Regions from separate parts of the Mus musculus genome. Here regions 1 and 2 are each linked to region 3. Evidence: chromatin loops called from intact Hi-C (ENCODE). Cell type or tissue: left cerebral cortex. All regions are shown on one strand. Region 1 has its middle 3.9 kb from the start of Gm26422. Region 2 has its middle 9.0 kb from the start of Gm26422. Region 3 overlaps Gm33702 (a long non-coding RNA gene).

Evidence for each region. Hi-C counts contacts between places; a loop is a spot of excess contacts. Peaks named below come from ENCODE experiments on the same cell type or tissue, not always from the same donor. Only the 100,000 strongest peaks of a DNase experiment are listed, where the experiment ranks them.
Region 1: it touches region 3 in a loop (2.1-fold over the local background); 2 of 42 quality-filtered maps call a loop at or near these places.
Region 2: it touches region 3 in a loop (8-fold over the local background); 2 of 42 quality-filtered maps call a loop at or near these places.

What each region holds. Positions count from the first base shown.
Region 1 is chr2:61,282,889-61,285,388 of GRCm38, forward strand. No RefSeq gene overlaps it. Among named protein-coding and RNA genes, the nearest start is that of Gm26422, 3.9 kb to the left of the region's middle. In left cerebral cortex, no CTCF peak of the experiment used is centred here; DNase peaks (open chromatin) are centred at 1,545, 2,146 and 2,382.
Region 2 is chr2:61,269,999-61,272,498 of GRCm38, forward strand. No RefSeq gene overlaps it. Among named protein-coding and RNA genes, the nearest start is that of Gm26422, 9.0 kb to the right of the region's middle. In left cerebral cortex, no CTCF peak of the experiment used is centred here; DNase peaks (open chromatin) are centred at 1,036, 1,181, 1,708 and 2,056.
Region 3 is chr2:61,343,549-61,346,048 of GRCm38, forward strand. The region is part of intron 3 of Gm33702 (a long non-coding RNA gene); the gene reads right to left. Among named protein-coding and RNA genes, the nearest start is that of Gm33702, 14 kb to the right of the region's middle. In left cerebral cortex, no CTCF peak of the experiment used is centred here; DNase peaks (open chromatin) are centred at 1,339 and 1,990; H3K4me3 peaks cover 576 bases.

The DNA of each region.
Region 1 (2,500 bases), 61 kb before region 3:
TCTTCAAAACATGTTTACCTCAATATCTCTCAATTTACTTTATAGAAAACATAGTGGAGAAAGACTGGCCTTTCCAAATGACATTGTGGCTTTTGCTATAAACTCCTGTTCTCTGAATGGCCCCAAAATGTCCTCAGTTTTCAGTCTGCCCTGTGCTCTCTTTGGAAGGCAAGAGATAATGTTTTCTGAGCTCTTTAAAAGTTGACCATGAAAAACTTGCTGATTTAATGCAAGTTTCTTTAGCATTTCTCTAAAGAAAATAAAATCAGTGGTCTAGAAGTCTTGTTTAATAGACAGGTGCTTTTAGAACTGACTTATCTGCTAAACTGTTTTTCTGGTATGAAATTTAGAGTGCCTTGGAAAACAGCTTTCAATGAAAATGTATTTCTCTCTTGACTAATTTGACCTATTTGTTTCAGAGGTAGCCTAGTAGAAAGATAAAAACATTAGGGTTTTTTTTTCCTGAGTTCAAAGATAGATTTGTGGCATCTAGGGAAAAAGCTTAGAGACCATCACCAATACTCTGCTCCATTTCTTCACTGATTGAGTCTGTTGGCTACAGGAATGCCATTCATGTTGTTCTCTCAAGTACATGAGTAGAATCGGATGCAGAGTAGGCTCTGTAGGTGGTAGAGTGGAGGACTAAGCAAAATACTGTATATGAAAACTCTTTGGAAATTTGGAAGATCCTCCCAAATTCTGCCCCTTTGTTTGCTTATTAGTGGTTGGTCTTGAATGACCTTGTGTGTGGCAGCATTTCTGTAGACTCTACAGTGTAGCTGTTTCCCTATATCTATCTATCTATCTATCTATCTATCTATCTATCTATCTATCTATCTATCTATCTACCTACCTACCTACCTACCTACCTACCTACCTACTTACCTACCTACCTACCTATCTATCTACATTAGAGACCAGGAAGAAGATAGTGTTAAAGGGTTAATTTTACTGAAATTGTAGATTGGTTTTGGTTACAGCAGCTACACTATACATTCCTCAACTTGTCCAATTAAAGAACCTGGCAAGTGTTTTGATATCTGACAGCTCTGCTGTCAAGCAATTCTGTTCTACAATTAATCAAGCTGTAGCCATTTCCCCAACCACTGCCGTAATATAATGGCATCATTGTATGTGCAAGCACAATATACTTGTATACTGTTTAAAAGGCAGCAAAGCAAATGAACACTACAAATTCACTACGCCGTACATGCAGTTGTATCATCAAGATTTACTGTTGAACTCATGCTGTTTTAATGCTTTACTGTGTCTGACTGAGCTCAGATATCGCTATTTAGGTGCTGGTTGCTGGTTTCCGATTTCCGAAATTGAGATTCTGCCTTCTTTGGGATGTTTTCAGCTTTGTCTGGATAACACTGTACCAATGGCTCGAATCCTTTAATGATTGGATGTCAGCTCCTGGGTTTTGATTGCTGTTTTGTCTGGATCAGTGTTAGACACAACTGCAGGTCCTACTCCCCTTCGTCCCCCTCCCAGTGACTTCCTGCTGCAAATGAGTTTGCCACAAATCACGATGCCTGCAACAAGCATCTCTGGGAAGCTGTTCCATTTCTCCTTGGCAACTTGCCACTTTGTGCCTTTACTTGTAACACTGAAATGCCTGAATTTACCAAAGGACTTGGCTTCTCTGTGAAATTAACTATTTCATGGGAGTCTTTCTCTTCTACCAGAAGTATGTGTTTCTCCTAGGCACTTACTAGGTAGGCATGTTGGTCAGCTTTGACCAAACAAACAAGTGCCATTTTTCATTGATATCATTTCCTGTTTATAGATCTAATCTGATAAGCAGTCAAATTACAAGTTAGCAGAAAGGTCATCTAGAAATTACAAATGAAATGGTCAAAATGTATTTGAAAAGTAGATCTGATCCCTTGCTTCAGGAGGCAATTAGGACTCCTTACACGGATGGCATTTGGTGATGTTCAGATGTATGGACATCCTCGTGTAACTGGCATTGCTGATACCATCTGGAAGATGGGACAAGAATGCTGTGAGTCATGGCTGAATTGCTCCCGGAGAATGTGATACATACAACTTCATCCGTAGGGTGAAGAAGGATCATCAGCTGAAAAGTGCAATTTATGTACACACTGACAAATGCCACCGTGAGTCTCTTGTCACTTAGGGAAGCGAGTGAATAAATATAACCAGACTGCTGCATTCAGTGGATGTGGGATGTGGGGTGTGTGTGTGTGTGTGTGTGTGTGTGTGTGTGTGTGTGTGTGTGTGTGTGTGCCAAGCCCAGGATGAACTATGAAGCAAATCAGGATTTGCAAGTTTCTCCTTTGTTTCTTCCACTGACTCATGATCTGATCTCCATGCTGTTCCGAGGTTTTGGTTTGTAATAAAACCAATTACTTTTTATATTCTTTTGTCAAAGTTTTAATTAGCATACAAAATGCCATGGTGGCATTTTCAAATGAAGTTGTTTGGTTGATTCGGATTCGGCTTTTCTTCCTGTCTTGCTGCTCCCACACAC
Region 2 (2,500 bases), 74 kb before region 3:
GGCCCCATGGCCACAGAACATGATAGAGAACCTACTAAGAGAAACAGAACACAGCAGCCACTGATCATCTGAATGCCTGCCGTACCCTGGTTATCTCAAGCTCCACTCCCTAGTATCATATTTAAACATATGACCTTCCCTTTTCCCCACCAGTCCTTTTGATAGTAAGACATAGATTCTCCCATTCTCCTGGTGAACTAGACTACATGTGAATCAGGTTTTAATGAAGGTTCATAGCACAAGGTATTCAAGCAAACGACTTCAATTAGTATGAGATATTGCTTCTAATTAGCACTGGACCTTACTGATGGAAAACTCCAACGTCCTTTCCCAGCAAAGGACCTTTTTCTCTGGTTTCCATCTCTCCTTTTAAGATGCTTCAGTTTCACACTCCAGCATGGGCAGTGCTGTTTTCTAACAGTTTCATTATACTTTGTACAGAGAAACTCCTTACACACCCACCATCTCTAATACGTTTCTAAACCTTGTTTGTATCTCCCAAAACTACTAATGAATTTTAAAAGGAAAAGCTAACCATCTCTACTCATCAGCAAAAAAAAAAAAAAAAAAAAAAAAAAAAAAAAAAAAAAAAAAAAAACCAAAAACAAAAAACAAAAAACAAACAAACAAAAAAATAACCAAGAGCATTAAAATTCAATTTAATTAAACTCTTTATATAACTATATTCTCAAGATAACTAAATTCCTTTGCAGAAATCCTCTACCAGCATATAGAAGAAAAACAGATTTATATGAATATACAAATTAAGCCTCTGAAGGTCAGCAATAACACACACATACACATAAACACACACCACACACACACACACACACACACACACACACACACGGAGTAGTCACCTAAATATTTGGTCAGGTTCTTGAATTTGTGGTTCCAGAATCCTCAGTGAAATGATTCGCGACCTACATTTTATTCACATTTAACAGAGTCTCATGCTAGAGGGAGCATTTCCTCAGCCAGGACTCAGGGATTGAAATTTCCCTTTGGCTTTTCAGGAAAGGTGTGTATAGCAAGCCATTTGTGAGAGAATACAAGATCCATCTCTTTGTATGGGCTTCTCAGCAGCCTTGAGAATATGGTGAACATTCCCAGAGGGTTAGACCCAGAGCAGGCTAGAATTTAGCACAAAGGCAACATTGTGCCTTGTTATTTTGTGTGAAAATAGTCGACTTGTCTAAGCAATGAGGTACTACATGACAAACCTCCCACATTTGGCTGCTCTCCTCAGAGAGACAGCAGAGCATTATCTGCCGGATGTTGCCATTGTTGTTGCTTTCACAGTGAGATGCAGGTGTGATCAAAGCAGAAAAACAATGTTTCTGTGAACCTCCACATCTTACTATCACAGCTTATTCAACTGGGTTTACTCAAAGCAGGGAAATAGCCAGGCTAACAGAAAGCGAATCTGAAACCTCCTTTTTGATGAGACCTGTATCTAACACAAAACATCAGGGTTTTTTTTTGTTTTCTTTTGTTTTTGTTTTGTTTTGCCACATGCAAGCCAGCATGTACAAAGGCCGAGTATACACCTATGTGTATACAGATACAGCTCATCACTACCACATAGAAAGCCAAGTCACTGAGGAAAGAAGTTAGCAGAGTGTAAATGCATGAGCTTCTAGGCACTATGTATATATCAGGAATGTGCTACCATCCTGAATTTAAGGTATACAAAAACAGAAGGTCACGAGAGTGGGCACAATAGGGAGATATTAACTGTCTTACATTTATGCAGCACTGTGGAACTTAAAACTTGATCCCCGTGAAAGGAATCATTTATTTAATCCATCCCCTCTCCAACTCACCGTTCACCAGTACCTCTTGTTTTGGATAGCTTCTGTTACTGTGACAACCTGAAGTAATTTCGAGGAAGTGTCACTTTGGCTCATTTCCTGCATTTCCTGAGGTTTCTCCTGCTCTTTTGGGTGGGTCTCAGGCTGGGGGGAGGGAGGCGTCCAAGACTGCAAATGACAGCAGGATTACCTGACAGACGCTGCTTGACTCATGGTCACTACCATGAGCAGAGAGAGGAAGGAAAGAGACTGACCAAATACCTGCTTCAGGGCCATGAAAACAGCATCCAGCTTTCTTAAACTAGGTTTTTATCCCACAAAGGTCCATCTGCTTGAGAGTTGTGCCAAGAGTTGGACAACATGTCAAGAGCTAGGTAAGGACCACGCCTTGTACTAGGGGCCATGCCTTGGGCTAGGCACCATGCCTTGAGCTAGGCACTATGCCTTGACCTAAGGACCATTTCTTGACCTAGAGACTATGCCTTATTACATGAGTCTTTTGGGAATGGCATCAAAGACCTAAATCAGATCAGATTTTGAAGAGTGGGCTAACATAACCAAACACACTGGTAAGGGATAGACCATGAAAACAGGCACAGGTGTTATGGATCCTGAAATTTCTTTCGTATGTATTTGTTGATGCTGGAGGCAGGCTTACCCTATGCATGGCCCAGAGGGGTTTGTGT
Region 3 (2,500 bases):
TACTTCCTATTTAGGGTAATTTCTTGAAAGGGGGGGGGGGGCATGCTCTCAATTAATTTCTGCAGCTGAGACAAACATCCTGACAAAACACAACACAGAGGAATGGGAAATTTGTTTGGACTATAATTCTAGAATACATTGTCCATTATTGTGGGGAAGACATGGCAGAGACTTACTGCAGCACGTCCACAGTCAGAAGCAGAAAGAGAGCAAATGGGTGGACCTTGGCTAGCTGCTGCTCAGCTCTTCTCCATTCTTACACAGTAAGGGCTGGCCCATGACTTGGAGCCACCCATACTCAAGGTGGCCCGGCCTACCACTTGAGACAATCAAGACAATCCCTCACAGACTTGAGCATAGGTCAATGAGATGTAGGTGATCCCTCATTGAAGCTTTCTCCCAGGTGATGCTAAGTCTGTGTCAAGTTGACAGACCTAACCACTATTGGGAGGGAAGGGGGATAGAACTCCCACATTTTCTCTCCTAAGATGACTTTATTAAAACTAGTAGGCATTAATCTAAAAACTTGACCGATAAGCATAAGGTCAAATAAGATAAGTTACTTCTTTAAAATTTCTGTTTTCTGCTGCCAGTCAAAGTCATTTAGGCTTGGTGGTTCACTTGAGGCATATACAAGAGGGACGACTTCATTGGTCAATGTCTTACATACCCAATGACTTAAGCTCTATGTTAATTAATGCCTTTAAGTTCCTGGTACCCTAAGCAGTAGCCCTGATGGAAAGATATTTTTGGAACTGGCATATGACTGCTTTCTAACATGGAGCTCAAGCAAGCTCTTCTATTTGGAACTGCCACCCCACAGGGCACCCTTTAGTTCCACTAAGGCGGGTTTGTAGAAACAAACGCAGAGAATTTGCTGGCAGTTAATAATCATGAAAATGAACAACTGTTAGGAAGCCTCCGTTCCTGGAAGAGGCCTCCATGATTGCGATGAATCTCTGCCCTTGGCTCTTGCCTTCCTGCTTGATGCTGGAGACTCTGAGACAGACCATATGAGGTAGCAGAATGATACTGGGGTAGCAGACAGAGTAAACCGGCTTGTAAAACTCAGACAGGTCTTCAACAAACCCGGTGTTGTGCCTAGAGCTTCCAGTAACATTTGCATTCTCTCTTTCTCCCCCAAGCATTCTGTTACGCGTTTCCTCATATATTGCTATTGCGTGTAAATATTTAGACTGGCCTTTCCTGGCACCGTACACCTATGTTATGCTTCTGAGACTGTGACTCGTCCTCTTCCACCCACTTGCGGGAAACACTGTTTTTGACATTTTTTCCCCCAGTCACACGTATTCTGCATTTTTTTGGCATTGCCTCTTGGCTCTGCCAGGAAGTGTTAGTTACCAGGATTTTCTCCCCCGATCCTGTAAAGTAAAGAAATGAGTTGGAGGATGTGTTACTCTGCTGTCTTCGCTAAGGAGGCGGAGAGCATAAAAGGAACACAGAGGGAACAGTTCTTGCTTGTTCTGTGATGCTCCCTTCCAGAGGCGGAACAGGAAGTGGGGGTGAGTTACCGCTTCCTGAACACTAACCTCGAGGTCCCTCATCGGAAGGACAGATACCCAGAATTCTCCATCTGCACTTCAAGGCAGCCATTTGATTTTCAAGGGGACTACGGGGCACGTTTGTCCCTCAAATGTGTGATTTCACTTTGAGTGAATGTTTGTTTGGAACGATGATGGAATTTGAAGGGAGGATTACAAACCCGTACATTAACCTTTCCTATGTGGCTACTGCAGAGTGACCGTCTCCCACAAATCTAGCCATTCCAAAAACCTACTGACAGCTACTTCCTTACAAAGTACTGGACCATGAAAGTCACGATATGTTTACAAGCTAAATATATATTTTTTTTTCGTTTTGGTCCTTTGTTAAGTACATGAATAGCAAACAGAACGTTGTATCTTCAAAATCAGCAGGGAAGCACTAACTGAAATGTAATTTTACAAAACCTGGCCATCTTTCAACAAGAGTGGGTGGATTTTTAGCACTACAAATGTTTGTGTATTATAAAGTATTTGCCATGGTGACAAAGCTGGGAGAAACATCCTATTAGCCGCAGACGGCTACAGACTGTTGTGATTATCCATGTCCAAAATGGAGTGTGGATACAGCGTTGTGTTTTTTCTTTCTTTCTTTTTTGGTGTTTAGAACTACTCCATTTATTAATATACTCATTTACTATCTGGTATACTTGACTGTATGTTATTATCCAATTTAAAGTTACTATTAAATGTGTTCTTAGAGCCTATTCGTACCATCTCAATGTAGCTCCTGTGTGGGTTAACATTACTTTTAAAGTGGATGTGTTTATATTGTTAAAATACTAAGCTTTGGAAAAATGAAAGATTTAGAAAAAGTATCCCAGAGCACCAATTAAAATAAAAATGTCCCTGTAGAGAATTCTTTTTTTAAAGGAGGAATGAATGTCTGTCTCAATTTATTTGCATGGATTTCTGCCTATTGATTTCAGTTTTAAGAG